2 separate regions of the Homo sapiens genome follow, and region 1 is linked to region 2. A link is a loop called in an ENCODE intact Hi-C map of the cell type or tissue named here. Cell type or tissue: CD14-positive monocyte. All regions are shown on one strand. Links, peaks and the distances in the headings refer to the core of each region. The heading gives the core; the rest is flanking DNA.

Region 1 (16,589 bases), core at 7,848-12,847, 160 kb before region 2:
AAATTTGACAACATTAGTTTGGAGACTTGTAGCCAGGAAAGAATTCAGGATCCAGTACAAGTTGCAGGCAAATGATAAAATCTCAAAAACAATGAACAAGGCTAGAATCTAATAACAGATGTTCTACAGTTTTCCTTTGAAACATAATTTTCTCTCTCCGGTTCCCTAAATTTCTTTTTTTTTTTTTTTTGAGACAGAGTTTCACTCCTGTTGCCCAGGCTGGAGTGCAATGGTGCGATCTCAGCTAACTGCAACCTCCACCTCCCGGGTTAAAATGATTCTCCTGCCTCAGCCTCCTTTGTAGCTGGGATTACAGGCATGTGCCACCACGCCCGGCTAATTTTTGTATTTTTAGTAGTGATGGGGTTTCGCCATGTTAACCAGACTGGTCTCGAACTCCTGACCTCAGGTGATCCGCCCGCCTTGGCCTCCCAAAGTGCTGGGATTACAGGCGTGAGCCATCACACCTGGCCCAGTCCCGCAAATTTCTACCAAAGACAAATCATAGCAGGACAAATTTATTTGTAAAATAAGTTTTTATCTTATTATACTTGGCCTGGTTATTTGCATAAAGTGCAGCAAGAATAGTGATTGACCATACAGGCTTTTCTCAAATTGGCTTTGTGGAAACATTTTCATAAGAAATCTCAGATTAGACTTTTAAAAGCCTTGAGGCTATAAAACCAAGGCAAGGATTTGTCATTAATCATTGACTGTCTGCAATGCCTGTATGAATTGGGTAAATTCTTCTCTTCTTGAGGTCCCAAAATAACTTGAGGTTCCTGGGCACGTCAGAAAGTAACACTCGTCACTTACCACAGGTCAGGAACCTTGTGAAGAAACTGTGTACCTTGTAAAGGTACCTTTTCAGTCAAGGTACACAGGTCAGGAAACTTGCAAAGAAACTGGGTTTTTTATTAGCTCTATAAAGTCAACTTCAATTCCTCAAAGCAATCTGGTCATATCTGAAAATATTCCATTCCAGTCAAATCCTCCAAAAGAATACAGATTCATATTGAATGTACGCAAATAGCTGTCTTGTCCTAAATTAAGAATAATCAAAAAAGTTTCCAAATTCTGGAGATATCAGGTAGAAAGAAAGATAAATGCTTCAAATTTTGCTCACGAAGTATACTTTACCCAATTTCTTGTAAGCTATAAATAGCTCAAAAGAAAAGGGTTTTTTTTGTTTTTTTTTGTTTTTTTTTTTGTTTTTTTTTTGTTTTTTTTTGACTCTGGAAATCAAAACATAAAAAGAATTAGCTATGTATCAAACAAAAAGTTTTTTAGTCCTTTCTTAGTTCAGCCCCATGTAATTAGCTCTTGTTCTGCTTGATGTTGGGTTAGCAATCCTCATGAGCACATCAGCTTTTTAATTAGAATCCTGGAAGGTTTTTTTCCCTAGTCCAATGGTATGATATCCAAAGTTAGAAAACTGTATTCAGGAGACCTTCCCTGAATTTCTTTCAGAGAAAGCAAATTTTGGACCGTAGTTCATTATAAACTGCTTTTTTTAAAAGAAGAATCAAAGTAAAACAATAATTGTCTATGAGTGACAAAAGTTTTAGCCATAAATACAGACACAATTGACAAGAACATTTCGTTGTTTTATGGCATGCAACAATTGAACATAATAATTCCAATTATTATTGATAATGTATACCAAGACACATCAGAATTTTAGGAAATCATACAATTTGGAGCACATATTAGTAACATATTTATACAAACATAACCCTCCAAAAGTTAAACACCATTTCTTATTTAATAATGCTTTCCATATGATTTTAACATACCAAATAAGCGTAATATGTCTCTCTTGGATGTCTAGGGGCCCTAACATTCAAAAAGTTAGTTTGAGGTCAAAAAGAATGAATTTCAGATCTGAAATTTTGATTTTGGAAAGTTTGTCAGATATTAAAGGTTTAAAACACTTGCTCAAAATAGGATCACAGCTCACTGTGAAATAATAGTGATTCATGTAGCCAAAGTGATGATTCAAAGATTTCAAAAAGCAAAAACCTTTATTCTTTGATGGGAAGGAATACAGCTTTCAAAACAATCATAAGACCTAATAGAAACCATTAGGCAAACAAAATCTCTCTCTCCCTCTCTTCCCTCTACCCCACCTTTTTTTTTTTTCAGTTTACGCAAAAGTACACCAAAAAATATTTTACTATCCCTTAATACTACACAAAAATCTTGTTCAAAAGAGAAAACCTAATTCTACCTTTGTATCAGTGTATTATTAATGTTACAGCTAATTTTAATAAAACTTTATAGGCTGGGCACAGTGGCTTATGCCTGTAATCCCAGGACTTTGGGATGTGAGGCAAGAGGATTGCTTGAGCCCAGGAGTTTGAGGCAAACCTGGGAAAAACTCCCCCTTTGCCCTCAGAAGTTTCACTGAAAAATCAACTCACAAAAGGCTAGTATTACAGTAGGAAAAAAAGGCATACAGATGTATTTGATCACAGTTTTATATGACATAGGAGCCTTCAGAATGAAGACCCAATCCTCCAATGGGGTGCAGAAGCTTCTATACCATCTTGAGGTTAGAGAGAATGCGGCTCAGAGCATGACCCAAAGCAGGTTATGATGGTAAATATGGTGATGGTGGCCAGGCACGGTGACTCACGTCTGTAATACCAGCAGTTTGGGAGGCGGAAGTGGGTGGATCACCTGAGGTCAGGAGTTCGAGACCAGCCTGGCCAACATGGCAAAAACTCATCTCTACTAAAAATACAAAAATTAGCCGGGCATGGTGGTGCGTGCCTGTAATCCCAGCTACTAGGGGAACTGAGGCAGGAGGATCGTTTGAACCTCGGAGGCAGAGGTTGCAGTGAGCCAAGATCGTGCCACCGCACTCCAGCTTGGGCAACAGAGCAAGACTCTGTCTCAAAAAAAAAAAAAAAAAAAAAAGGTGATGGTGGCAAGAGAAGTCCTGGGAAGGAAAGAAGAAGAGGCCTGGCCACCAAAGGTTGTCTTGTATGGAGATGAAACCTCACAGGTAGCAGTCTTCAGAGAGAATAGATGGTAATGCTTCTTTTCAGACCTTTAAAGATGTCAGTCTCTCAGTGAATCTTTCCTAGATCTGGGCAAAGGAAGGCCTGGCTGCATCAATGCAGATTCTCTGCAGATGCAAATCTCCCTGAAAATTTCAAATCTGAAATTTTGATTTTGGAAAGTTTGTCAGATACTAAAGGTTTAAAACACTTGCTCAAAATAGGATCACAGCTCACTGTGAAATAATAGTGATTCATGTAGCCAAAGTGATGATTCAAAGATTTCAAAAAGCAAAAACCTTTATTCTTTGATGGGAAGGAATAAGACAGCTTTACAGGGCCACTTCTGTTTGCTGGCCCTCTGACAGCCATCTCAAAATATGTCAAAGAAATATTTGGAGGTAAAATATTTTTATTTCTTTCAAAGCTTATAGGATAGAATTTTAACATAAAAATCAATTACATTTCTACGTATTAATAATGAAAAATTGAAAATGATTTTTAAAGTAATATATATATAAAACAGTGTAAAAAAATCCATGGGTATGAATTTAATGAATGATGAGCAAGACCTCCACACTGAGAAATTAAGAAAGGCCTCACTAAATGGAGAGACAGACAAGAAGAGTTGATAATGCTCCACATGGAGGACGCTGTAGGGAAATGGCATTGCTGTACATTGTTCTTGGTTACTTTTTCTAAATAAATGTCCTAATGATTACATAATTATATGATAATAATAATAGCTACCACTTTTTAGTGCTGGATGTGACTGACAAATTAACTCCCTATAAGGGCAGCTCTGAACTTGGCACTTCTCTGCTCAAAAACTCCTTTTTATTCATAGGCTCAAGGACTAACTATTATGGCATTCACAAGCCTCCACTATTGGCTCCAAACTCCCTTGCCATATTCACCTCCTACATTTTCCCTCATATACACCTTATACTCTAGCCACACTGGATTCCTTGCCATTTCCCAGTTTAAGATTTTGACCTTAACGCCTTGGCTCATGATATTCCCTGCCTTTAGCCAACTCTTCCCCTTCCCTAACCAGTCATCTCTGGCTGGGGCCTGGCTCCCAGTACCTTACAGAACTTAGCACACTGTGGGGCACTTAACATATTTCCAGTGTGGTAAATAGTTGCGAAATGAATAAGAGAAGTGTGGTTCATTGACCCCAATCCCAGAGGAAAGGGTAAATGGATGTGTGTGATTCTGAATAAAGACAAATGGGGATAATGGGGATAAAATGTCTGTTTAAAAAGTGCAGGCAGCTTGGCGTGGTGGCCCACGCCTGTAATCCCAGCATTTTGGGAGGCTGAGGCAGGTGGATCACTTGAAGTCAGGAGTTTGAGACCAGTCTGACCAACAGGGTGAAACCCTCTCTTTAGTAAAACTACAAAAATTAGCCAGGCGTGGTGGTGTGCACCTGTAATCCCAGCTACTTGGGAGTCTGAGGCAGGAGAATCACTTGAAACTGGGAGGCAGAGTTTGCAGTGAGCCGAGATCTCACCACTGTACTCCAGCCTAGGTGACAGAGTGAGACCCTATCTCAAAAAAGAAAAAAAAAGTGCAGGCAAATCTCCTTATTTGGCAGGCCTCTTTGAAACAGATTGTGATAATGAGTCAAAGCCACAATCATCCCAGAATCCCCCCCAGTTCTGGAGGATTCAGAGATATTTAGTAATTCTGCATTTATGTGTTTTTTTCTATTACTTACTCATAGAATCACAACTTTTTTTAATATATAGATGATCAGCAAAGCTTTTAATTGATTTATTGATTGAAGTATCTTCTATTATAGCCAAAAGAGAGTTTTGAAATCATCTAGACAAGGAGCCTCAAATGAGTTGTTTTAAACTGGTCCAGTTGATACAGGGTGTTGTCATGAGACAGGGTAGGGATGGAGCTTGGCTTCAGCTCACCCCTACTACGGCATTCTTTCTTGCATTCCACCGTACTAGTCAGTGTTCTCCACAGGGGCAGAACCAATAGGATACATGTGTATATATATAAGGCAGAGTTTATTAGGGAGAATTGGCTCACACAATTACAATCATGAAAACCCATGATAGGTCGTTTGTGAGCTGGGGAAGAGAGAAGCTGGTAGTGGCTCAGTCTGAGTCTGAAAGCCTCAAAAACCAGGAAGCCAACAATGCAGCCTTCAGTCTGTGGCCAAAGGCCAAGAGACCCCGGAAAGCCACGGGCGCAAGTCCCAGAGTCCAAAGGCTGAAGAACCTGGAGTCTGATGTCCAAGGGCAGGAGGAGCGGAAGGTGGCATCCAGCATGGGAGAAAGAAGGAAGCCAGAAGATTCAGCAAGCAAAGTTATCCCACCTTCCTTTTTTTTCTTTAACTTTTTCATTTTTATTTTTATTGTTTTTTTGAGACAGGGTCTTGCTCTGTCACCCAGGCTGGAGTGCAGTGGCACGATCTCAGTGCAGTGGCATGATCCCAGCTCACTGCAACCTCCACTTCCCACGTTCAAGTGATCCTCCTGCCTCAGCCTCCCAAGTAGCTGGGACTACAGGTGTGCACCACCATGCCCGGCTAATTTTTGTATTTTTAGTAGAGATGGGGTTTCACCATGTTGGCTAGGCTGGTCTCAAACTCCTGACCTCACGCCTGTAATTCCAGCACTTTGGGAGGCCGAGGTGGGCAGATCAGGAGGTCAGGAGTTTGAGACCAGCCTGGCCAATATGGTGAACCCACCTCTACTGAAAACACAAAAATTAGCCATGGATGGTGGCACACTCCTGTAGTCCCAGCTATTCAAGAGGGTGAGGCAGGAGAATTGCTTGAACCTGGGAGGCAGAGGTTGCAGTGAGCCGAGATCGTTCCACTGCACTCCAGCCTGGGTGACAGAGTGAGACTCCATCTCAAGGCAAAATAATAATAATAATAATAATAATAATAATAATAATAATAATAATAATAATAATAATCCCTAACAGCTTTTTTTCAGAGAGCCAGCTGGAGAATCCTTTTGCCTCTGCTATCTCCCTTTGGCTGTCTCTCTTGTGCTCTAGCACAAGCCCCAAAATAGAATCCTTGTCCAGGAAACCTGCTTGGCCTTATGTTAATTTTCATTACATGGGGAGCCACAGCCTCTTGGCCTGTAACATATTCAGGATGGCTTCATAAAGGAACAACTAGTGCAGTTGCCTGGGGCCCCACACTTACAAGGACCCATGCTTGGTTCAATGTTCTACTATTGCAGTCTTGAAATTCTTATTATTTTGAACAAGGGGCCCTGCAAATTATATAATCAGTTCTGTGTACATCTCCTCATGTTCAGCCTTCCTTCCCTCCATGTACCTCTCCTGCAGTAAGACAATTCCAATGTCTGGAGGCAGCTGGAAAGCATTGCATGTGGAACACTGGAGGTTGCATCTTCTCACCCGTCCATCTTTGCGGATTACTTCTCAATTTCTACTAGGAAAGCCTGGAGACTTCTGAGATAGTCCAAGTTCCCCATTTTACACATAAGAATACCAAGATCCAGAGATGCAAGTTCCTCCAGCTACCACTTAAATTATTTAGGTATCCTTTTCCAGGTATCTTACATTGCTATTATACCAAATAAAAATTATAACAGGCAACACTGAAAGAGAATGAGGTCAGAGAAATTAATGATCATGGCAGGATATGGGATCTGGACCTGTTTCTATATAAGACAGAGGCTGGTTCGAACCGTAGGCAGAATTCCTGAGCTCTCTCACCAGCAACATTTTCACCTTCATCTCCATCTCAACATCGCAGACTTTGAAGAACTAAAAGGATCTTTGAGGTTACATTCCTAGCCCAGGAGTCCTTAAAAAGATAACATCTAAGTCCTGGGATTCTTAATTTTTGAGTGGAGGCCTGTTTCATTTTTGGGACACCTTGGTTATTAGAAAGTATATTCTCTTTATAAAGAACAGAAGTCAGCCTCTCCATAAATTCCAACTACAGCAATCAATGGCCCTACAGGATGACAAACAATAACTCTCTCCACCTAAAAGCTTTTCGGATAATTGCAACTAGCTTTATATCTACCACCCCTTCCTCTAGGCTGTTTTGTTCTTTTTCCTAGTTGAACACCCAGTTCTCTACAATGTCCCACAGTGATGGAGTTTCTAAACACCTTCCTATTCTTATCTCTCATCTGTGGTGATCCTCAGAGCCACTAAAAATCATTAGGTTATAAAATGAAAAGAAAACAAAGCAAAAGTATCATGACAGTTTAAAAATGTGCTAAGTAAAAAAATCAGTAATTATAATCCCAGCACTTTGAGAGGCTGAGGCAGGAGGATTGCTTGAGCCCAGGAGTTTGAGACTAGCCTGGGAAATATGGGGAGAATAAGTGAGTACCACCTTAAAAATTTCGTAATTTTAAAAAAATTAGCTGGATGTGATGGCACACACCTGTGGTCCTAGCTACTCAGGAGTCTGAGGCAAGAGGATAGCTTGAGCCCGGGAGGTCAAGGCTGCAGTGAACTGAGATCGCACCACTGCACTCCAGCCTGGGCAACAGAGAAAGACCCTGACTCAAAAAAAATAGTCAGTAATAAAGTTCCAGGACTGGAAAGACTGTGACCAGGATTGTAGGGAAAGGTAAGTATGTAAGTCAAGGCTTTCTGTTGCAAGTGATAAAACCCATTTGGGACTTTCTTAAACAAATAACAGAATATTTTCATCCCAGAGCAAAAAGCCCTCTCCCCCTTCAGTTCCAGCTGGAAAAGGGCTCTGATTAGTCAAATTGGGTCACTGCCAATTCCTGGGTGGGGAAGTCATAGTTGGGTAAGAAGAGGAAAGAATCACCCAGATCACACGGACAGAGGAGGGAGCAGAGTATCACCAGGAGAGAGGTGAAGGTGTGGACATAGGCAAACAAACATAAAGGTGCCCTGCAGAGAGTGAGCCACAAAGTCAAAGACAAACACTAAATATTTTATTCAGTTATTGCACATTTATTTCTTTAGATGGGGTCTTGCTATGTTGCCCAAGCTGGTCTCAAACTCCTTGCCTCAAGCAATCCTCCCACTTCAGCTTCCCAAAGTGCTGGGATTATAGGCATGAGCCACTGTGCCTGGCCTTCTAGGGATTATTATTTAAAAAAAAAAAAAAAAAAGGAAGGTGTAGAGAGCACTCTAATATTCTAAGAATAGAGTTGTTAAGACAGCAGCAATGCTAGAAAAAAATTTTAATTGGCTAATGAGTAATATATATACTTTTTTTTTCTTTTTTGAGATGGAGTCTTGGTCTGTTGCCCAGGATGGAGTGCCAAGGCATGATCTTGGCTCACTGCAACCTCCGCCTCCTGGGTTCAAGCAATTCTCATGCCTCCCAAGTAGCTGGAATTACAGGCGTGTGCCACTACACCTGGCTAATTTTTGTATTTTTAGTAGAGACAGGGTTTCACCATATCGGCCAGGCTGGTCTCGAACTCCTGACCTCAGGTGATCCACCCGCCTTGGCCTCCCAAAGTTCTGGGATTACAGGGATGAGCCACCACGCCTGGCCTGATAGTTTTTTTTAAGGGAGATAAACAAGTAATGAAGAAACAAGAAAATGTTGAGTGCATTGATTTTTTAATTGATATCTAGTAAGAATGCAATTTAATATTTTGTGATGGGAAATAATTATAATTATTTAAATACATTTTAAAATGTTATAAAATCTGTGCTAATAGTGACTTGATATCTATTTGAAAAAGTGCTTTGAAAATTAAAACAGAATCAACTTATGATTACATGACAGTGGAAAACTATTGAGGCATTGAACACCTGGATGAAGGGTTCTCCTGTGCTGGGGGCTGTGGTCCTACTGCCTGGGCGGCCATTCTAAGGAAGAGGCACACAAGAGCTCATGCTGTGGGTGGACACGCTGGCTACATTTCTCATACACTGTTTTCTTGAGCACTGGGGAAACCCAGAGGAGGACACTTCATTTGTCCAATTAAAGATGGGATTTCATTGAGTGCTGCCTCAGAGCCCACAGACCACAGGCCCAGATGCATTCACAGCTGCCCAGAGCCAACAAGGTGGCTAGAATGTCAGCAAGAGGGGACACCGGGTGGTTCTAGTTTCCTTGTGGTTGGAGTCTGTTGAGTTAACAGCCCAAATCTGACCACACAGGCTTGGAACAGTGTGCAAGGGAGCAACCGAGAGGAAGTTAGCCAATGTTGGATCCGGGCCAGTCAACTTCTAAGAAAACGTGCCAGCAAGGGGCAGGGCCCTTGCCGAGAAGAGCTGGGCTCCTCTGGCTGTTTCTCATGGAGGCATAATTCAGTGGTGAAACCAATGCTCCCACAGGCCCCACACAAATGCTTCCTGCCCCTCCAAGCCTACAGAGCAATTGCTTTGCCTGAGGCCTCTCAAGTTGAAGGAAGATCAATAAGGCTGTCTGATAGATAATTGTGACTTGGAGCTCTTTGGATAGCTTGTCATGTTCTCTCGGAGGGCTTTGGCTTTGTTTATACAAAATGGGAAAAGGCTGTTAAACATTGAAACTTTTGATATTTTACTTTCCAAGAGGAACCACTATGGGCATTTAAAAACTCAGTCAGCAAATATTTATCAAGCAGCTTCTATCTGCAAAATACTGTGCTAAACTGTTGCAGATTCACAAGCGTGCTGTAATTAAGTTGTACACATGAGATTAACTATTTACAAACAATACACCTATGTTTATATATCAAATGAGTATTGTCATCTTTAGAACAATTATTTCAGGAGATAATACTCTTTTTTTTTTTTTTTTTTCTGAGATGGAGTCTTACTCTATTGCCCAGGCTGGAGTGCAGTGGTGCAATTTCAGCTCACTGCAACCCCTCCTCCCGGGTTCAAGTGATTCTCCTAGCTGGGATTACAGGCACACACCACCACGCCTGGTTAATTTTCGTATTTTTAGTAGAGACGGAATTTCACCCTGTTGGTCAAGCTTGTCTCGAACTCCTGACCTTGTGATTCTCCCACCTCGGCTTCCCAAAGTGCTGGGATTACAGGCGTGAGCCACCACACCCGGCCTTCAGGAGATAATATTCTTAATCCAATGGTGTTATCTGCGTAGAAAGTATTTTTAGAACATCTTTTCTTTGGGCATCACCTCAGAGCCTATGGTTCATTCTTTTGAATATGTTCAATGTTGCGAAGCCACTGAGAGTAGAGGCAAGATAAAATTGAGGAATATATTTTCTGATTTTAAAAAAATAAGTCCACACAAAAACATATGTGAATATTCAGAGTAGTTTTATTCATAATAACCCTGAACTGGAAACAACTCCAATGTCCATGCCTATGCAAAATGTGATAATATCCATACAATGGAATATTATTCAGCCCTAAAAAGAAATGAGGTACTCATACATGCTACTGAGGTAGATGGACTTGTTTTCCAATCAGACCCTTCTGATCAAAACAGGATGTAGCAGAGGAACTGGCGGAAACCAGCAGATGGTGACGAAAGCAACCTCTAGTTGCCCTCACTGCTCCTTAGCATAAAGACACTCCCACTAGTGCCAAGACAGTTTACAAATGCCATGGTAACGAGTGGGAAGTTGCCTTACATGGTTCCAGGAACTTCCCCGCCCCTTTTCGAGAAAATTCTGAATAATCCCATAATTAGCACTTAGTTAAGAGTAGGCAAAAATATAGCTGGCCAGCAATCTGTGACAGCTGTGGCAGCTGTTGCTCCTGCTTGGGACTGCAGCTGCTGCTGCTGCTCTAGGCTGCTCTGTTTATGGGACAGCACTGCTCTGCCTATGGAGTGGCCACCTTGCTGTACACTGCTGCTCTGGGCCACTCTGTCTACGGGTTAGCCCTGCTCTGCCTACGGGTTAGCCCTGCTCTGCCTATGGGTTAGCCCTGCTCTATGGAGCAGCCATTGTGATGTACACTGTTGCTCTAATAAACTTGCTTTCTTTCACTGTCAGCTGATTCTTGAATTCTTTTCTGAGTGAAACCAAGAACCCACCAAGCTAAGCTCCAGTTTTGGGGTGCATCTGCATCACTACAACATGGATGAACCTTGAAAACATTATGCTAAGCAAAATAAGCCAGTCGCAAAAGATCATATATGATAGGATTCCATTTATACGAGGTATCCAGAAAAGGCAAATCTATGCAGACAGAAAGTAGACTAGTGGTTGCCCGGGGCTAGGGATGGGAATAGGCGATGGAGGTGTTCTAAAATTGGATTGTGGTGAGGGTTGCATACTTGTGACTTTACTAAAAATCATCTAATCGTACACTTAAAGTGAGTGCATTTTATTATATGTAAATTATACCTCAATAAAGCTTTTTTGAAAAATGAAATGTGGCTAGACATGGCTCACTCGTGTAATTCCAGCATTTTGGGAGGCCAAGGCGGGCAGATCACTTGAGGTCAGGAGTTTGAGATCAACTTGGCCAACATAGTGAAACCCAGTCTCTACTAAAAATACAAAAATTAGCCAGGCATGGTGGCTCATGCCTGTAATCCCAGCTACTTGGGAGAATGAGGCAGGTGAATCGCTTGAACCCAGGAGGCGGAGGTTGCAGTGAGCCCACATCGCGCCACTGCACTCCAGCCTGGGCAATAAAGCAAGACTCTATCTCAAAAAAAAAAAGGAATATGATGATTATAAAGTATAAAAAATTGATTTTGGGGTGACATATGAACCAATTCTAAAGGCAAATGGAAAGGGTTAGAAAATTCTTCCCTCTCAGAGTTCTAAAAATCAGTTGAGCAATAGCAGCATCCTGAGAATGAATGTGCATCGCCTCCCAGGGTGACTGACAGCCAAGTCTCATTTACACACAGTCTGATGGGCACTACTCCAGTAGCGCAGTAACTATTCCAGAGCTATTGCCTTTCCCGAAGCTTACAGTCCACTGGGGAGATAAGAAATATAAAGATATTGACATCTGTCGATAAACAAAGTAAAATAAGTCAGCTCTGGTCAAATTGGCTTTTAAAACACTTTTTGCTCCTTTTACAGTGTGAGTTGATGGCACAGTAAGAGATAGTGGGGCTTTCCTTTTCATAGTCAGTTTGCAAAATCCCTACATAAAGGATTTTAAAAGATCAGTTATGAGGAGAGAAAATCCCCAGATGAGGGACATACTGTTTTTCCTCCCTCCCAAATTCCTCACTCCCTGAAATACCGCTGTGGTAATGGGAACCTTCCACTTGAGTCCTTTCGCCCCAGGTCCAAGAGAAATAACACCATGATTGATATTGCATTTTCAAAGTCACTGATACATAAAAATAACTTCCTAGCTATTGTCTAAATGAATGACTGCATTTTAGATTTCAGCTGACACAGGTCTGAAATCCCTCTCTTTGGTTTCAGTCCCCATTTCTCTGTAGAGCTGACGTTGGCAGCTTGAGGTTTTTCTTTAGTGGTGCACCAGTGACATCTCTCTCTTGCTACCTCTGTTTCTTGTCTTGGATTTTCTTCTCTAAAATCCAGAATGATTTTCCTCTTGCACTCTGCAGGATAAACCCATGCAATGTGGCTATGACATCAAACTCCATGCCAGGATGTGGAAGTGGGATTAGGAACATACAGGTGAAGCTTTGTATGATTTTGAAAGGTTTAGCACAGCAGGAAACTGGCCTTGTTACTCAGATAAATGCTAGTGACCTATCAAATGCAGGATTAAGTTTTTAAAATTTGCTCCCAAAGGCAATATGGAAAAATGGAGGGACTCAGGCTGTGGTTATAGTTCTCCTGAGGAATGGACAGATGTGTGCAGATATGTGCTGCAAAACCAGATTGCCTTTCCATGCCATTGAGAGGCCTCTTAAGGAATGTCTGATGAATATTAAGAGAGAACTCAATAAATGTGCATTGTGAAAAAGAGTTACTTAACACATTATAGCCATCTGAAGCCTAATATTGAATTAAAACGCCAAGTTACCAGTCACTAAAGAGGGGAGTCCAGAGTACAACAGTTGGAAAACTAAGCCAAAGACTTAGGAAGGTGCTACTGAATGTTCTCACTGTTATTGTGATCAGTGGCTGAGCACCTGGCAATTCCAGGGTAGGCCAGTAGGTCTGCAAAGAGGGGAGCCTTGGTGCTTAGTTTCTAAAACTTACCTGGGAAGCAATTGTGAATTAATCAGTCATTATAATCCATGAGCATACAATATTTCATGGCATTGTGGTGAACTGTTTTGTGATTGTATCAGCTTTGGGATGTAAATATTTAAAGAACACCAACTGTATCCACTTCATCTCAATTGCCAGTATTTAGTGTAGATTCTACAAAGATGCGTACACAAAATTACCTGATTTTGCTGACTTTATACAGGTCAGTAAGCTCAACTGAAAAGTTAGAAAAAACACAACCTCTTACTTCAATAAAATAAATTACGGTAGCCAACAGTGCTTCACAGATTTGTCATATGAGTTAGCAGTAAAAAATATCTCTCCCTGATGACTAAGCCATGGACTCAAATCCCCCTGTCGGTCACCTCTTTTCTAATTATCATTAAGCATGACTTAGCTGGATGAACCACGGCTCAGGAGGAAGCATTAAAGCTCAGACATTGACCATGACAACTAGGGTGGAAATGTCTCTAAAATTGGGCAGTGGCCTGAATATATTGTAGGTCTTCTTTGAGAATTATCAGAGGCAAGAGGAATTGAAGCAGCACCTAAAAGGAAATGAAGGGTTAGCCTGCAGCCTACTAAGGATGGTAGCAAGGAAAAATGACACTCAAGAAGAGCAAATAGTTCTACCAACAACCAGCCAATATCAATTTTCCAGGTCTCAGAGGCTCAGAGAAACATGGACCAAGACTGTATGAGCAAAGAAACCATATCTTAGGCGTGGCAAAGAGAAAATTAGGCAAAGATCAAAGGGAAGGAAGAGATTTTTGACTCAGAGAGAGGGAAAGGGGAGAGAGAAGTTTTGGTGGGTGTCTTATCTGTCTGTATATGTCCATGGTACCTAGCATATTGCTATAAATGTAGTCAAGGGTCAATACATGCTGTTTGGTTGAATGGAATGGATAAGATTTTTGGTAGTTGAGAAACTTTGAAAGAATGATGGATGCTTTCCCATTTTTCCTAAATTGTGTCCCTGATAGCAGAATTTGCCACCTGCAGATATTATATCTCAAGCTGCTTAGGGGTGAAATGGCTTACGTAAGAGATACTTGATATTTTTTGGCTTAGGCAGTTTTTATTAATATGTACATACACTTATGTCATTATTCTTGATCTTTTTTTTTTTCAAACAAAGTAGTGTGTGGGTTACATGCTATTAATCTTGATTTAAGAAGTCATTATTTTCCAATAATAAGTTTTTTTAACGGTGCTAAAATATACATAATATAAAGTTTACCATCTTAACCCCTTTTAAGTGTAGAGTTCAGCAGTGTTAAGTATATTCACATTGTGCAGTCTCCAAAATGTTTTCATCTTGCAAAACTGAAACTATACCCGTTAAACAACAACTCTATTCCTTCTGCCTCCAGCCTCTGGCAACCACCATACTACTTTCTGTCTCTATGGACTTAGTTACATTTGATACCTCATATAAGTGAAATCATATAGTATTTGTTCTTTCTGTGACTGGCTTATTTCACTTAGCATAATGTCGTCAAGATTCATTCATGTTGCAGCATGTGACAGGATTTCCTTTCTTTTTTTAGAGACAGGGTCTTGCTCGGTTGCTCAGGCTGGGTGCAGTGGCATGATCATAGGTCACTTCAGTTTCCAAATCTTGTGCTCAAGCAATGCTCCTGCCTCAGCTTCCTGAGTAGCTATGGCTACAAGCACGTGCCACCATGCCTGACTAATTTTTTAAAATTTTATAGAGACAGGGACTCACTATGTTGCCCAGGCTGGTCTCGAACTCTTGGCTTCAAGCAATCTGCCTGCCTCGACCTTCCAAAGTGTTGGGATTACAGGCATGAGCCACCATGCCTGACCAGATTTCCTTTCTTTTCAAGGCTGAATAATATTTCTCCGTTTGTATATAGCACATTTTGTTCATCCATTCTTCCATCCATGGACAGCTGAGTGGCTTCCACCTATTAGCTATTTTGAATAATGCTACTATGAACATGGGTGTACTAATCTCTCTTCAAGGCTATGCTTTCAATTCTTTTGGAATATATACTCGGAGGTGGGATTGCTGGATTATATGGTAATCTTATTTTTTAATTTTTTGAAGAACCTCCATATCGTTTTCCATAACTGCTGCACCATTTTACATTCCCATCAAGATTGCACAAAGGTTCCAATTTTTCCACATCCTCACCAACACTTATTTTCTATTTTTCTTGACAGTAGACATCCTAATAGTGTGAGATATTGATCTATTTCTTATGCTTCACTGCAAACTAGCCAAGGTTGAAACTCTCTTCATTTAATAGGAACAAGGAATGCAAATGGGACTCGTTAGTGGGTCCTCAATAAAGGTAGAAACATTCCAGTGGCTCCCCATCTCACCCACAGTCAAATCCAAATTTCTTATAATGACCTTCTAAGGCCCTATAAGACCTGGCCCCCACTACCTCTCTGGCCTCACCTCCCACTGTGCACCCCTCCATCACTCCACTCTACCCACACAGGCCTCCCTGCTGCTCCAGGAACAAAACAAGCAGGGCCTTTGCACTCATAGTTCCTTTGCCTAGGATGCCCCCAGATATGCAGGTGGTTTACTTCCTCACCTCCTTCAGCTTTCCAATCAAATGTCACCTTATCAGAGAGGCTTTGACTAACCACCATATATACAACAGCAAACCACCTCCTACACATTCACACACACTGTCTCTTAATTCTTTACTCCTCACATCGCTTTATTCATAGCACTTATCACACATGACAAGTCTGGCACATGATTGGTATCCAACATATATCTGTTGAATGAATGAATCAATGAATCAATCAACCAATCAGTCAAAGATAAAGCACACATTCCCTTTTGTTCTCAATCTTGCTTTTCTCTCAGTTCATCCCCAGAATTCCCCCTGGATAGAAGAAATTGGCCACTGAAAGACATACAAACCTGTTCTGCAAAAAGTTACACACCCCTGCCCCTGATGGTTCTTCTCCTGAGAACCTTCATCTGAGTCAATGGCACGATGATCTGGAAGCATGGAGTCAACTCTTATCTCTCCCCCTGATGCCCTACTCTCAGTGCATCAGCAAGTCCTACAGTGTCAACCTCCAGAACATACATGACGGTCCCCTTCTCCAGACTATTCTCTCAGCCACTATTCCCTCTCATTTAGTCTCTTAACTGGTGTCCTCTCTTCTATTCTTGACCCATTCCTACCCAATTTGCACACAGTTACCAGAGAGGGATTTTAATATTTGTCCCCTCCAAATCTCATGTTGAGATGTAATCCCCAATGTTGGAGGTGGGGCCTGACGGTAGGTGTTCGGGTCATGGGAGCAGATCCCTCATGGTTTGGTGCTGTCCTCACTATAGTGAGTGAGTGCTTGTGAGATCTGGTTGTTTAAAAGTGTGTGGCGTCTGGGCATGGTGGCTCATGCCTGTAATCCCAGCATTTTGGGAGGCTGAGGTAGGAAGATCACTTGAAACCAGGAGTTCAGGACCAGACTGTGCAACATGGCGAGACCTTGTCTCTATAAAAAA
Region 2 (16,589 bases), core at 6,748-11,747:
TCTGTGACCCTTTCCCTGGCTCCAGCTCCTTGGTTGCTTTCTTGTCTTTCAGTGACCCAATTACAAATTCCCAGGAGGAACCCTGCTGCCTGGCTTGGCTCTGGGGCAGTCTGATCTGGCTGAAGACAGGATGCAAGTCACTGGTTATACTGAGCAGAAGTTTTCAGCACAGTAGGCGCCCCAAAGCTTGCCACTTGACCCTTGAGAGCTTCTCGCTGTCCTTTCCGTAAGACGAGGAGGTTGCAGTGGGTCTCCTTCTTGTATTCAGTACCTCCCTCATGGTGTGTATTAACCTACCTGCTGCTGTTTGTCTTCCCTCCAGGAAGCAATGCCTGTGTGCCCAGGCCATGCAGCCTGCTGTGCCTGCCCAAGGCCAACAACAGTAGAAGCTGCAGGTGTCCAGAGGATGTGTCCAGCAGTGTGCTTCCATCAGGGGACCTGATGTGTGACTGCCCTCAGGGCTATCAGCTCAAGAACAATACCTGTGTCAAACAAGGTACTTCCCTTTTTCTTTTTTGCCTGTCATCCTCCTTCCTTTGTTTCCTGCTCCCCGCCAGGGGAGGGAGGGATAGCTCTCTGTTTCCTAACCTTTTCGTGTTATTGGAAAAAGTCCAAGGTAAAAATCAAACCTACCAGATACTCATAAGAATACTGGTTTGGGTTCTAAGTCCTGGTAAGGGTCAAAGAGGCCCTTCAGTCCTCACTCAGAACAGGCCTATGCTGTACCTTTCTAAGTAGTAGCTGTGGTTTTTGGTTTCATGTCAGATGGCACAGGCTTTCTTCAGGGTCTCCCTTTTTATTCTTTTGCTTCTTCCTCTCCTCACCCATCCCTCACATCCAGGTTTCTTACCTGCTCCTGTTTTGCATAAGTTGGACCAACCTGATTGGGAAAAATAACCAGTGTGACTCCTTCCGCGTTTACTCTCACCTAACGGTTGTCCATCCTCTCACCGTAGCCTAGCCCAGTGTGTCCTGAACTTTCAGACCAATGTTTGCAAAGCACTTTGAGTCTAGACCTTATGCCATGACCAAGCAGCAAGAGCAGCCTTACACCCACTCCCCCTCTGAATTTGAATATAGAGATTTAACATTTCTTTCCTCCGAAATTTAAAAAGTTTTTCCTTCCTGTGTAATTTTTACTGTCACCACTTCCCCCGCCTCCAGCATCACGTTTCTGTGAGTGAGGTGAACCCCTGCAAGGGCACCTTGCCATGAAGTGCATGGATTGATGGCCAGAATTTCTGCTTTTCCTTATCTGTGATTCTATTTGCCTTTTTTTTTATATATATTTTAAAGAGACAAGAAAGAGACAGGGTCTTGCTGTATTGCCCAGGCTGGCACATTCACGGCTCACTGCAGCTTCAACTCAAACTCCTGGGCTCAAGGGATCCTCCTGTCTCAGCTTCCCATGAAGCTAGGACTACAGGCACGAGCCCAGCTAATTTCTTTTATAGGGACGAGGTCTCACTTTGTTGCCCAGTCTGGTCTTGAACATCTGGGCTCAAGGGATCCTCCCTCCTCTGCCTCCCAAGGAGCTGGGATCACAGGCATGAGCCACTGTGCCTACTCTATTTGCTTTGTAATCCTAACCCTGCTTCTCACAGCGGCCCAAGTCCAAGGCAGTGAAACACACAATACAAGCCTTTTAGTCAATCTTCCTTAAGAAATATAAACAGAAAAAAGATGAGCCTTTCTTTCTTAGAAACAAGAGACTTTCTTTCAGGCTATGGATACAATCTTAAAACTGTTTGGAAAGAAATAGAATCAACACTAAATTCCAAGAGAAGGGGAAGAAAGCTACTCCATATTTCCCATTAGAATGCCTTTGATTATCCAAATATGAGACCAATCATCGCATGTCCTTGATGCAGTTTGCCAAACTATACATTTTTTTTCTGTAAGGAATTTTAATTGCTTGCTTTAAAGTAGTCATGGGGCAGAAAAATTTCTCAGAGTATTGAGAAAATCTTCATAACTCATTTGCTTGATAGATAGAATATATATGGATATATATAACTATGTATATAAAAACATACCTATAGATATATTGAATCTGTATGTTTTAATTCTGTGTAGACACAGTCCATTAAGGAGTTCTGTGTGTAATTAGTATTTTATAATGTTGATGTACTGTATTCACTACCCAATAGACTCAACTGGTATTGTGGTTATCCTTCTTAAAGCATTGTATCTGCTTCTAAATATTTCTTCCAGCCTCCTCCTCTCTTTTGATTTTAACTAAAAGAGGAAAGCAAGAGGCTAGTATGGGACATTTCCTTCCCTGTAGACACGTGTGCTTGGCATTCCTCCTCCCCCTTTACCATCATGTTACTTGTTGTGGGAAGTCCGGGACCCCGAACGGAGGGACCAGCTGAAGCCATGGCAGAAGAACGTGGATTGTGAAGATTTTATGGACATTTATTAGTTCCCCAAATTAATACTTTTATAATTTCTTATGCCTGTCTTTACTGCAGTCTCTGAACATAAATTGTGAAGATTTCACGGACACTTATCACTTCCCCAATCAATACCCTTGTGATTTCCTATGCCTGTCTTTACTTTAATCTCTTAATCCCGTCATCTTCGTAAGCTGAGGAGGATGTATGTCGCCTCAGGACCCTGTGATGATTGCATTAACTGCACAAATTGTAGAGCATGTGTGTTTGAACAATATGAAATCTGGGCACCTTGAAAAAAGAACAGGATAACAGCAATGTTCAGGGAACAAGACAGATAACCTTAAACTCTGACTGCCGGTGAGCCGGGCGGAACAGAGCCACATTTCTCTTCTTTCAAAAGGAAATGGGAGAAATATCGCTGAATTCTTTTTCCCAGCAAGGAACATCCCTGAGAAAGAGAATGCGTCCCTGAGGGTAGGCTTCTAAAATGGCCGCTTCGAGGGGCGGCCATCTTTTATGGTCGAAGCTGTAGGGATGAAATAAACCCCAGTCTCCTGTAGTGCTCCTAGGCTTATTAGGATGAGGAAATTCCTGCCTAATAAATTTTGGTCAGACTGGTTGTCTGCTCTCAAACTCTGTCTCCTGATAAGATGTTATCAGTGACAATGCGTGCCCAAAACTTCATTAGCAATTTTAATTTCGCCCCGTCCTGTGGTCCTGTGATCTTGCCCTGCCTCCATTTGCCTTGTGATATTCTATTACCTTGTGAAGCACATGATCTCTGTGACCCACACCTTATTCGTACACTCCCTCCCCTTTTGAAATCACTAATAAAAACTTGGTGGTTTTACGGCTCAGGGGGCATCACGGAACCTGCCGACATGTGATGTCTCCCCAGACACCCAGCTTTAAAATTTCTCTCTTTTTTTACGCTGTCCCTTTATTTCTCAGACCGGCCGACACTTAGGGAAAATAGAAAAGAACCTATGTGAAATATCGGGGGTGAATTTCACCCGATATCTGGCTGAATTTCCCCCGATAGTTACTAAAGGGAGGGAAACTCAAAAGAGAAAGACCTGTGGTCCAGCAGTAAGAATAATATTGGTTTCATTTCCTCCCCTGCCGCACTCTGATGGGTAGAGAACACCTGTCTTCGCAACCAGTATCGCTGCAGCAACGGGAACTGTATCAACAGCATTTGGTGGTGTGACTTTGACAACGACTGTGGAGACATGAGCGATGAGAGAAACTGCCGTGAGTCTTCTGGATTGGACGTTAAGCACTTACCATTACTCAGAAGCCTGGTTGGCTCTTCCCAGGCTGAGGGCCTAAGGTCTAGGGCGAGGGCCACCCATGATTGGTGATGCCCATCTAAGTTGATGGGGCTTAGATGACAGAGAAAACATATTTCCATACACAGGTAGATATTAGATATATAGGATTAATATTATATACATAATATTTTTTTAACCACCCCAGAAGTACCACTCGTTACAAGAGATTTATAAATAAACGTCACATGGCTGAAACTGAATTGATTTGGCAATCTGGGCTCTAATCTTGGCTGTGGCTCTGTAATAAAGCTGGTGACTTGGGGCGAGTAAACAGGTGATATTCTTTGATTTGGAAATTCAATATTCAGCCTTTTTAGGGATGGGAAATGAGTATTTACTCCAGTTGGTTGATGTTGGCTACCTACCAGGCTCAAGAGAGATTGTTTTCATTGGTTAGTAATGCATAGCTTGGCCTACAGTGTGGGGCCATTGGTGTACATGCCATGTAAGTGTCATCTTTAGGCTGTATAATTTTTAAGATCTGACTTCTAAAGTATAAGACTGTGGTTAGCAGAAGTTAAAACCAAACAACCACAAATAACAGATAGTTTATTAACCATGAATTTTCACTATCTTTTCTTCACTTAATTTTTAATAGCTTCGACATTATCTTATAAGGAGATGATTTGCCCTTTTGTCAGTCATGCACTCACTCAACAAGCAGTTGCTATACACCCTGTGTTCCAGGCTCTGTGCTGGGCCTGCATATATATTGCCGATCAAGGCAGAAACGGAGTTCACAGTCTGAAGTAGGAGTCAGAAAAATAGGCAGTTACAGTAGAGTGACGGGCACTGCGATGCGGAAGTGTCATATGCATGTAGGATGGGCACCCAAAGCAAACTTGGGCAGGCCCTAGCAAAGAGCTCTGGAGAGTGTCTGGGGTGAACCAAGCAGAGGTGGAGGGAATCAATTCACAGGCAAGGGAGCAGCATGTGGGGAAGCTGGCATGGCCAGGAAACTGGTTTGAGTTATGGAGAATGGGCATGGGCACAGGGGCCAAGGTGAAGTTAGATGAGTGGGCAGCGCCCAGGACAGCAAGGGCTTTGTGGACTTTATCGGAGAAGCAGTTGGGAACCACTGATGTCATGTGATGAAAGTTCATCTTTGGAAGGATAAGTAGTGGGCAGAATGCGTTTGATGGAGAGAGACCAGAAGCAGGAACCAAGTCAGAGGCTTCTCTTTTATATATTTTACCTTTGGCAACCCAGGGGCTCATTTACCCATTTGTACTGTAAGAACAGATTAATGGGAAGCTCTAGATACTCATTTAGCCAGTCATCCGTGGGGCCTGTGCCCGGCTCCCCTGCCACTTCACCCAGAAAGCAACTTGTGAAATATCCAGCTCATTAAACACATCTGGGCCCTGCAATCCTATAGACTCCCCCTTTTGGCTGATAGAGGGTTATTTACAAAGCCTTTCCTTAATCGTTTTCCCTTGGATTCAGAGGGTGCCTTTCACACCGAGGGAGTAGAGCTTATTTGCTGAATGGCAGATTTGGGAAAGCACTAGCCTCTCTGTGTCTTTTCTGCAAAAAATAAGGCCTATAAAGCCTCCTTTATCAGAGTTGCAGGAAGGTGTGATATTTGTGGGGGAATAGCCAAAGCTCTTTAAAAACATTAATGCTTATTAACAGCATTGAAGCAGATAATGGAAAGGAGTTTATTACATATCTGGGTGGGATAGAAGATGCTTCTTAGAATTAACAAGTTACAAGGAAATTGCCCAGACATAATTAGGCACAGTGGAAGCAGGGAGATACAAACCAGATGACCTCATATCCAAGAGTGAGGGACACAGGTGGCAGAGCATTCCTCCTTGTGCCCTTGGGCTTGGTTTCTACTAAATGGACAAGCTGAATCTTGTATTGGCTCCGAGTTTTGAGAGGAATGAAGACCTGCATCTTTTGGGAGGCACCTGCTGCCTCCAATGGCTTCCTCCCACCCAGCCCCTGAGCTCTGTTGCAGACTGCACAGTTGTGCATGAAGGATGGAGCTGGCCCTGCCCTCCTCCCAGCTTGGCGTGAATGTCAGCTGGGATTCACTTTCCAGAGACCCCGAGACCTACTTTCTGCTCCGTCGTCTCCCTGTTTCACCTGGCTCAGGTCTACACATGTCAGATGGAGCTGAGGCGTGGAGAGGAGGAACCAGAAGGATTTAAAACTCAGAGACTGGGAGTCAAGAGAGAGGGGCTTATCTGTGCCTGCATGTGTGTCTCCCTCATCAAGGAGGTTGCGTGTGGAGGAGAGAGGTTCCCTGTTTCTAAGCAGGGCTGCAGGAGCTGGACCGCAGTGACTGAGTACTGCCATGTGGGGAGTTAAGTGAGGCACCCTGCCAGCTGCCAGGGAGCAGTGGAGGAGGGGGGACACCGGGATGCAGGAGGGTGTTGTCAGTGGGTTTCCCTCCCTCTTACACAGATTCCTCTAGCTGGGTGACTGTCAGGCACTCAGGGTTTTGACGCGAATCCCTGCAGTCTTGTCATTTTGCATTCATCCCCTGCCTCCCACCACGAGCTCAATTACAGAGAAGAAATGGAGCCTCAAATAAGAGCTGCCAGGATGTCTAACGGCAGCATTGCTATTTGGCATTTCGTGCACGACAACCCCTCCCCCGTGCCAGCATTCTGTTCTGCCACATTTTACCTCCTGGGTCAGCCTTTCACTCTCCTGAGAGCAGCCTGCCTTCCCCTCGCCTTTCCTGGAGGGTGTTTCACGGGGTGCCAGGGATTGTGCTTAAGCACAGGAAATATCTACTTAGGAGAGGAAGAAAAATCTAATTCTGTATCCATTCTAATGCCAGAAGGACATGAGGAATGATGAGGAAGAGAAGTGACATTTGTTTAGAGCCCATTATATTTACATCCTATTTAATAGGCTCTGGTTCCAAACTTGTTCCCTGGTTTATCTTCATAATAATGCTACCAAGTAAAGGCAGGTTAAGTAAGTTGTAGGTTGCAGACTCAATTCAAATCTAGTCTTTCTGGCTGGGCGTGGTGGCTCATGCCTGTAATCCTAGCACTTTGGGAGGCTGAGGCAGGCAGATCACTTGAGGCCAGGAGTTCAAGACCATCCTGGCCAACATGGCAAAACCCCATCTGTACTAAAAATACAAAAATTAACTGGGGCTGGTGGTGGGTGCCTGTAATCCCAGCTACTCAGGAGGCTGAGGCTGGAGAAATCGCTTGAACCTGGGAGGCGGAGGTTGCAGTGAGCCGAGATTGCGCCACTGCACTCCAGCCTGGGCAACAGAGCGAGACTCCATCTCAAAAAACAGAAAAACAAATCTAGTCTCTCTGACTGTGATCTCAAGCACTAGGACACATTATCTTACCCAGTTTTACTGTTGAGAAAACAGCCGTAGGGAGATTAAAATTAATTTCCCCAGGAAGAGGTAGAGCCACGATTTGGTACCCAGTCTTGACTGACTGCAGACAGAGCCTATGTTCCTACTGTAGAATTCTACCTCCATGCTGCCTTTACCATCTGTACAATGAAGTGCTAACTTCTTGTGTGAAATTGAGCTTCTCTAATCGTAGTTTCATAGATAAAGGTATTTCTGTCACTTATTTAGGAAGACACTTTTCGCGTCTGAAGGGATCTTAGGAGGTCACCTAGCCTGTCACTCTCTCTCGCCAACAGATGACAGTTTCTCACTTTTCCCCGTCCTGTTCCGATCTGGAAGCTGTCCACAGAAAGATATGCCCTTATCTCTCTTGGTTGTAAATTTCAAGCTCTCATGTAATTTATGTCTTCTGTAAGTCTAGGTTTAATTTCTGTTGCTACAATTAATACCTGCTTTCTTCTATTTTTTAATTGGTTTTCCAGTAGGATGTTTACATTTGTGGGAAATCAATTGTACCTAAGGAATATGTTGTCTTTCTATCCCATTTTAGCTACCACCATCTGTGACCTGGACACCCAGTTTCGTTGCCAGGAGTCTGGGACTTGTATCCCACTGTCCTATAAATGTGACCTTGAGGATGACTGTGGAGACAACAGTGATGAAAGTCATTGTGGTAAGGGGACATCACATCCTGAAACCCTGCTCTGGAGAGGGGGGTCATTGTGCTCCCTCACAGGGCTGTACTGGTATGTACTGGTTTTCTGATAGCCGTCTCAGGATTTATGATATTCTAGCTGAATGGCTTTCTCCATCCACATGGTGGGGTTGAGTCATTTCTCTGTCCATTCTTAAAGAGTTTGTTTGCTGCTTTTCACGAGGATTCAGTTCGCTGGAGACACTTGCGAACTGGGACCCTAGATTCCCATTAACTCTGGATGGGACCCTAGATTCCCATTAACTCTGGATCAAGTGTCTCCAGCAGAACTGAATCCTCATGATTCATGGTCAGAAAAGATGGAGCCTGGACTCAGCTCCTGTCACTTACTCTTAGATTAGCCTTTGTTTTCTAGTCTGAAAAATGGGGAAATGGACCCTGCTTTGCCTTGGAGAGATGCTATAAGGATGAAAGGTGATGGTAAGGAAGTAAATTTCTGAATGAATTCAGGGGGTTATTAACAGCTCTACAGGCTTGGCCCACATGTCTCAGTGGGTGTGAGATTAGCCTGCTGAAGACACAAATCTGCACCTCTGTGAACTGTTCTTTTTTTTTTAACCAATTTAATTCATTCAACTCTGTTATTATTAGAAGTTAGCAGATGGTATAGGCATTGAGTGAGCATCTGTTTTCTGAATGGACATTTTTATATTTAGAAAAACAGTGGGTTACAATTCCAAGGAATGATAGAGATTCTCTGGTCCAATCCTTTTAATTTCTACTTTCTAAAGTGACTGAGGTCTGTAGAGGTCAGGGGGCTTATTCAAGGTGACACAATTAGTTTGTGTCAGAATGGGGAACTGGAATCCATGTCTCCCATTTTCTAATCCTCCACTATTTCTGTTGCACAGTACCTCCTTGTCAGTTTCATGAGACCCATCTTAGTTAACAGTCCCTGGTCCCAGACTCATAGTTGCTGACCTCCGAAGGAGACATTATGCAATCAGCATGGTGTGCCAGATTGAGGCATGAGAGGGAAGTGAGAGTGGAGGTCAGACGCTGACCCAGACGTGGTGATGAGTTGGCGGGGCCCTACTGTGCCCTCTCTCCCTGTCCACGGGGGGCAGGTCCAGCCACGCTGTGCTTACGCACATGGACACAGCCTGCTTGATTATGAGCAGGTGGTTTGACTCACAGCAGCTGAAATAAGGGGAGCAAGGGCAGCTTGTAAATCATCTCAATGCAAGTTAACCAGCAGAGCAGAGCCTAGGCCATTTCCACACAGAAAATACCCCTAGCCTGGCTCTTGGAAGGTTTTTAAAAAATTCCCAGTTTTCCTTCTTCAAGTGCCTGAAAACATGTCCTTGGAATGTGCAACTATTTCCCCTTCATCCCTGCCATTTCCTTCCCAGCACTCTTAGAAGGTTGAAATGTGTAGCTAGTTTTGCCCTAGTAAGAAGGAAACTTCACGTGGTTCCCTCTTTCTGGTATCATTGAGCTCACGTACTGGGTACATGTTTGACTGTGAAGCAGTTTCAGCCCCCTGATCCTCTGTTCATGGCTCATTCTTACTAGTTTGTCCTGAATTCATCCCAGGGTCCCGGTTAGCCCCTTCCTCTGATGCAGGTCCTCTTCGTAAGTTTCCACACTCTTCCTCAAAAATATCTGATTTACTAGCTTTGCCATCAACAAGCCTCTTGGCGAGAATGACTGAGACGGCTGCCTTGGGCCCCACGCTTGGCTGCTCCTGTTTTCTGACGCTCTGTAAACTCCATGTGAAAGTTCTATGCCACAGTCTATTTGGGCTGTGATAACAAAATACTTAGTGTAGGTAATTTATAAACAATAGTATTTTGTTTCTCACAGTACTGGAGACTGGGAGGTCCAAGACTGAGGTGCCAGCAGACTTATTGTCTAGTGAGGGCCTGTTCCTCATAGATGGTACCTTCACTGCAGCGTCAGATGGCACCTCTGCTTCTGGAAGGACTGCAGGGAAATGCTTCTATCTGTACGCAAGCGTGGCAGAAGGAGTGAACAGCTCCCTCCCACCTCTTTCTTAAGGACACTAATCCTATTCATGAGGGCTCTGCCCCCATGACTTAATTACCTCACAGGGGTCCCATCTCTTAATAATATCACATTGGTGATTAAGTTTCAACATACAAATTTGAAGTTTCAACATATGAAGTATAAACATTTGAATTTTCCTAGCCTCCAGAACCGAGAGAAATAAATTGCTATTGTTTATAAGCTCAGCCTATAGCATTCTGTCTTCATGATCTCCCCAGGAGCTTTGAAGGCTATTGCCAGGGCAGCCTCCTTCCCCTTCTTGGTCAAGCTCTGCTGGTTGGTTCTTACCAGGCCCCCACCCTTCTAGAGACAGCGCATCCACCCGTGTCCCTGGAGCTCTGCCCACAGAAAGTCCCGAGTTATGTTTCCTCCGTTTTGGGAGCTCAGCACTGATTTTACTCTCTCTGACTGAGCATCTCACGGTGATCAGCTCATGCAGACCTCTCGGCACTCCTTTTCTCAAACCACAGGCTGTGTCTGTAGGAGTCCTCTGTTTCTTGAAAGTTCTACTTCCTGGCCTCCTCTATCACTGCTTCCTAACCTTCTTCCCATCATAGCAAGCATAGAAAATAATATATGTGGAGAGCACTGGGATGAATGGACAAGGATGCTGTTGTCAAGAGGCAAGCAGCTCTAAGGGTCTGAGGGTCTCAGAATCTCAGCCCACCTGTAACCCATTTGCAGCACACTGACTGGAAGCTGTTAAATGACCTTTTGTCCCTGGTAAAAGTCTCTTCGTTCATGGTCTCTGTGGATCATTGGTGATCACGGGTCCATCTCCATCCTTTATGAGAGCTTTGACACCAGAGACAAAATTCTGAACAAGCTTTTGTCCTCACCTCTCTGTTTATGGTCTCACCTGCAGAAATGCACCAGTGCCGGAGTGACGAGTACAACTGCAGTTCCGGCATGTGCATCCGCTCCTCCTGGGTATGTGACGGGGACAACGACTGCAGGGACTGGTCTGATGAAGCCAACTGTACCGGTCAGTACTTCCTGGACTCAGTTGACAGCACTCATCCGTTCATGCAGTGGTTAACATTATAGCTTTAAACGATCGGAAAATCTAGGCTCTGAGAATTAGCTTGGACCTTAGAAATCAGCGAGTTTCATGCTTCTCAAAGAGCTGGTCTTTGATGAGATAAGGAACCTGTGCCAGAATGTAAATCAACACCCTGCTTTCAACTGATTAAACAGTGTTCTGAGTGATATCGTTGATTTATGTTCTGGCTCAAGCTTCTTATTCATTCAGGACCAGTGTTAAACAGTTTTCAGACCAGCCCCTCGGCTGGGGTCCATACTTTGAGTAAGCACTGAACTAGCTCATGTTTTTTAAAATGGAGCATCAGGGGGTTCCCCAGACAAGGAAAATGTAAACTGTGTTTGTACCCGTTTTGGGTAAGATTTTATTAAAAGTAAAGATGGAAACAACATGAATGTGCTAGGTGCTATAAGGTAGGGGTAGTGTTCTCATTCTTTTGTTGGGTTCGCTTATGTTCATTACATTATTTTTATGAATGAGTGGATGAATGGTGGCCAGATATATTATGATGGGGCAGGGCAGACTGGGGGTGATAGGCAGTGGGTAGTGCAAGGAGTTGAGAAGCTTGTGGAGAAATGAAAACAAATTCCATTTTATAATCATCACTTTGTACCCCATTGTAATTTGTCCAAAAAACAAAAATTAAGGAATTTTTGTTCCAGATTTTATTACTCATTGAGTAAATTTGCTCTACAGCCTCCTTGAGAAGCTGTTATTCAGTTCTGTCTTGAACCCCTCTAGTGATTTTGGACTAGGGAGATAAAGATGTTTCCTTTAAACATTTCATGGTAAGGACAGATCTGTTTTTACACTCGGATAATTCAGACTTCATTGTGTAATTCATTGTTGAGTCATCTTCTCAATTATCTGAAGCCAGCTATTAATCTTGTGAATTATTGGACTTTTAAATCTCATGTCTTAACCTCCTCTGCCCCCAGAGTATCCCAGCACTTCCTACACTGCCCGGCATCTGGCGGCTCAAAGCACGCCTACTAATTGGTAAAAGGAAATACAAAGAAGGTACATCTGTTATATCTCAGACCTAAGGATAAATAACTGTGCATTATGCTCTGGCTTAGACTTGCTTCCCCACGGAGAGAGATGACCTCTTCTTTTACTCTTTTGTATTCTCTGCAGTGTCCAGCACATAATAGAGTATGTGCTCAGAGAACCTTTGTGGATTGAGTAATTTTATGCAACTGCTTCCCTCCATTCCTTTTAGTTTGGAGGTGACCTCATATGGCCTTAAGGGAGTGAATAGATCTCTTCAAATGCCATATACATCACATGGGATATTCTGTGGTGTTACCAAATCCTGTTCGCTTGTAAAGTCCACCCATGTTCTTTCTGGCGCAGCCTCTGTGTCTGCACCTCTGCTTCTGAAAAGACTGCAGGAAAATGCTTCTCTCTGTATATTAAAGCATGGTCTGCAGAAGGAGGAAGAACCGAGGCCCATAAAGGAGCTGCCGTTGGCACAGGAAACACGTGAATGCTGTTTGGAAGCTTTGGGTTTGGATGGATACTTAGTTAATAGATTAGAAGGGTGCACTTGGACATTGCAGTTTGTAAATTGCAGTATGATTGAACATCTTGTTAACACAACTGCCTTACTCAAATTTGCATTTCAGCAGCATGTGCCGGTCTTACAGAATGAATTGATTACTTCATTTCTATAGGCAAGCTTGTATAAACTCCTGGTTTTTTCTCTGATTTTCTTCCGGCAAGGCAAACTGGAGAAAACTTAAGAGTCCTTGCTGCTCAGCTGCAGCCTTGTTCCAAGGGCTGTTCTTCCAAACCTTTCAAGGATGATCCACCTTCTCTGTCATCTCAAAATAGTTGGAGGTCAGATGTGAGCTCATGGTGATGTGTGGCATGACACCTCATTTTCAGACCTACTAAATTAAGCTGCGTACAGTGCCAAAAGAAATAGGTCAAGGTAGCTGACCTCCTGTTGGCATCAGCTTGGATGCGCACTCTGCTGTGCGTCCTCTTTGCTTTTCTTTTCGCCACTTTTACTTTCCACGAGGCTGTTTCTTTATTCACCTCAACCCACCGCTATTGTTTTTAAACGTGTACATCTGATTTCTGTGTGTTTTTTTAGGACAATTACCTGTAGACATTTTATTTGTATTCTTAACATCTTTCCTCTCTCCTAGATATATGGGGACTTTAGAATTTGATCCAAATCTCTGCCTACAGTTCCAGTACTAAAATACCTAGTATTTTAAACACTAAATATTTAGTATTTTAGTTTTATATTAAAAAATCCTAAACTTCACTGTTACTCTTTTTAAATAACCACACTTCTGCATAGGCACACAGGTATTACCAACTACCTCTGTGTCTTGTTGCTAATGCCTCCCACCAATGTACATCCTTCAGGGGTTTTGCAGCAGGAGTCTATGAGTGGCAAACTCTTTCAAGGTTTTGTTATTATAGACATATATTTAATCCTCAATCTTGAATTCAAATGGGTCTGGGTTTCTAGGCTTTTAGTAATTTTCCGTATTTTCATAGAATTCTTCCATTTCTTCCTGGCCTCTTTTGTGTTGATTTGAATTCTGCTCTTAGTTGTCTGTTCAAATAATAACAGACACTCTTTTCTTTCTAATTACCTTTAGGTTATATTGCTCTTAGTTTTACCTACCTAGGTGTGGAATTATTTTTACTTATCCTGCTTGAGACTTTGTTTGTTTTAAGATCTGAGAATTTTTCGAAAGACAACTCTGGGAAGTTACAGCTACTAACTCTTCAACTATACCTGTTGGCTACTTTCTCTGGTCTTGTCTTCAGCAGTTACTCTAAGCCATTCGTTGGACTGCCTCATTCTGTTGTTCTCTTCCCTCCTGTTTTTATATTTGCTGTCTCTTTATGACTCTGTGCTAGAATCTGAGCGACTTCTCTAGATTTATCTTCCAGTTCAACAATTCTCTTTTCAGCTAACTCTAATCTGCTGTTTCACATATACATGGAGCTGTTTTTTTTATTTCCATGAGTATACGTTTTGTATCTAGAATTTCTGTTTGGTTCTTTTTCAAATCTGCCTTTTATTTTTCAGTGTTCTTTTTTTAATACTTTATGTTTTTTCTTCTCTGTCATTAATCATTCAAATTGTGATGATAGTCATTTTTTTCCTCATGCACTTACTTTTTTTTTTTTTTTTTTGAGACAGGGTTTTGTCTTGTCTCCCAGGCTGGAGGGTAGTGGCGCGATGACAGCTCACTGTAGCCTTGACCTCCTGGGCTCAATCCATCTTCCCGCCTTAGCCTCTTGAGTAGCTGGGGCTACAGACATGTGCCATCATGCCTGGCTAATTTTTGTATGTTTTGTAGAGATGGGGTTTTGCCATATTGCCCAGGCTGGTCTCGAACTCCTGGGTGCAAGTGATCCTCTTACCTTGTCCTCTCAAAGTGCTGGGATTACAGGTATGAGCTACTGCACCTGGTCCCCTTCTCATACACTTTTTTTTTTTTTTTTGAGACGGGGTCTCTGTCGCCCAGGCTAGAGTACAGTGGTGCGATCTTGGCTTACTGCATCCTCTGTCTCCCAGGTTCAAGCAATTCTCCTGCCTCAGCCTCACGAGTAGCTGGGACTACAGATGTGTGCCAGCAGGCCTGGCTAGTTTTGTGTTTTTAGTAGAGATGAGTTTTTACCATGTTGGCCAAGCTTGTCTCTAACTCCTGATCTCAAAGTGATCCACCCTCCTCGGCCTCCCAAAGTGCTGGGATTACAGGTATGAGCTACCACGCCTCATGCGTTTCTTTATAGTCTAGCGCTTTGTAAGAAATAAGGCAGTACTTTCCCTGTTATACTACTTATTTCATCCATTCTACTCTGCTCATGTTTGGTTAATGCTTTTAATCAGGCATTCCAGCAGGTCTTGATGAATCAGGAAAGTTCTGCCTGAGTCAAAGATTAAGTTGTAGGATATTGACCTATATTAGAAACTGATGTTAGATTTCCACGATTGTTTACCACACGAACTTCACCATTCTTATAGTTACAATGAATCCTACCATGCAGAGGATTCTTTTTCTTCCCTAAATTCTTCAGTCTGGATTAAAGTCCATCTCTTCCATCCTTGTAATTAAAAAAAAAATATGTATTAAGCATGCAGTATTTACCGGGCACTCAAAATCAGAGCTCATAAGTTACTAAGAAGATAGAAAAATCTAGAAAAAGATAATGCGTTATGTATTCCAGCCATACCTGGCCACTTGAATGCAAACTGATTACTCTTTCTGAGCTCAGCTTCTGTGATAGAATCTGGAGATCTCAGCCATGCCTCCCAGAATTGTCATTTGGAAACTTCACTAGCACTCTGAAATGGTTTTCAATTAAAAATGAAATGCAGAGGCTGAATAATAACTAGATTAGTATGGCAATTGGTTTAGGCAACTTTATATTTTATGAATGTGAGCAAGGTGTCGGTGAGGGATGTTTTGAAAGGCTGTCAGACTTGTGACACGAATAAATCAAAAGTATTCCAGGCGATGGCTGTTACTGGGGCAGAAACTCATGTAACATGCATGATACATTTATTCCTCTTATCAGAAATAAGTATAGTTTTTAAAGATGTTTAATGGATTCTGAGTGCCAAAGGTTGTAAATATTGAAACTTCTTATAGTTGTATATACATGCTGCCAAATACAGCCTTGGTCCTTGGAGAGATGGGAAGACATAGATAATGAGCTACCACTTGTTTTAAAGTGGTTTGAAAAATCAGGTTCTTTGGATTTCTGACCATTGCAAAAAATAGCCTCAAATGCAGTAAAATTCCTGAGGACATCATAAACCAATTTTCCCAGTCCTTGGGCAGCTTACTGCCAACTGTCTCAGTTGAATAGAAAACTATAGTTTGCTCTCAGCAACCCACTTCTGTGTGTTTTGTTTCTTTCCGTTGTGGTGTCATCCTCTCCACACAGTTAAACTAACAGAGAGTCCGTCTATCTAGGTTCTATTATCTTATGCTGGTTGTAAACAAGGCCAGTCCTGGCTTGCATTCAGCAATGAACAGACACAAACAGCTTTCTGTTTCAGAGGAGGAAGAGGAAATCAGATGGAGAGGACCGTTAGGAGTGTTGGTTGGGTTGGAGGCACATATTACGCATTTGAACTAGTGTTTGACTGAGTTTTTGAGGTGGTTCTAAATGACTTCCAGGTGGCCTCAGCCCATGTGTGCAGAGGAGGCTGTTCATGTTTAACAGTGACTCTCTTTCACTAGCTTCTTTTTTGCTTCTAGTGATTATAGTGGACACCACATATTATTGGCTGGTAGATGTTCCTCTCAACTCTACAGAAAGACAATTTCAAGTTCTTAGGCCTGCTTTCTTTGTGATTTTGGATGACTCTTTTATATTCCTCTGGCCTGAGGTTTTTCACACTTGAAATTGGATTTTTTTTTTAAAGAATTGTAATGTATGGCCTTCCAGAACTTAGCAGGGCCCTTAGGTTTCACTGTAAGGATGGTGAATTTGAGATCACCACACAGTGGCTGCACCAGGTCCAGGACTCCGTCTCCTGAGCACAGGCTGCCGCTCCTTATTTCTCAGCATCTGGATGAGTAAGAGGACTTAGGTGAGAAGGCAAACTACCAGGGTATAGCAGAAGAAGTGCAGGCTTGGGCCTTGGACTGCCTTGGTGTTACTACTTAATGATCTCTAATTTTCCTATTCTCTCTAAGCCTGTTCTCATTTGTGAAAGGGGAATAATCCTTACCTTGTAGGTTGTCGTGAAGAGCAAGTGATT

Evidence for each region. Peaks named below come from ENCODE experiments on the same cell type or tissue, not always from the same donor. Only the 100,000 strongest peaks of a DNase experiment are listed, where the experiment ranks them.
Region 1: it touches region 2 in a loop (6-fold over the local background); 3 of 110 quality-filtered maps call a loop at or near these places.

Annotation. Positions count from the first base shown.
Region 1 is chr11:121,408,259-121,424,847 of GRCh38, forward strand. No RefSeq gene overlaps it. Among named protein-coding and RNA genes, the nearest start is that of SORL1, 36 kb to the right of the region's middle. In CD14-positive monocyte, for the core only: no CTCF peak of the experiment used is centred there; DNase peaks (open chromatin) are centred at 9,163, 10,483 and 11,763; H3K4me3 peaks cover 2,623 bases; H3K27ac peaks cover 3,509 bases.
Region 2 is chr11:121,566,618-121,583,206 of GRCh38, forward strand. It overlaps SORL1 (sortilin related receptor 1), which reads left to right. Exons shown (of 48, transcript NM_003105.6): 22 at 323-496; 23 at 3,540-3,653; 24 at 7,624-7,746; 25 at 10,664-10,783. Among named protein-coding and RNA genes, the nearest start is that of SORL1-AS1, 120 kb to the left of the region's middle. RefSeq lists enhancers at 3,337-3,386, 3,497-3,666, 4,127-4,628, 4,629-5,128 and a silencer at 10,178-10,257. In CD14-positive monocyte, for the core only: no CTCF peak of the experiment used is centred there; DNase peaks (open chromatin) are centred at 8,134, 8,794, 10,104 and 11,724; H3K27ac peaks cover 3,161 bases.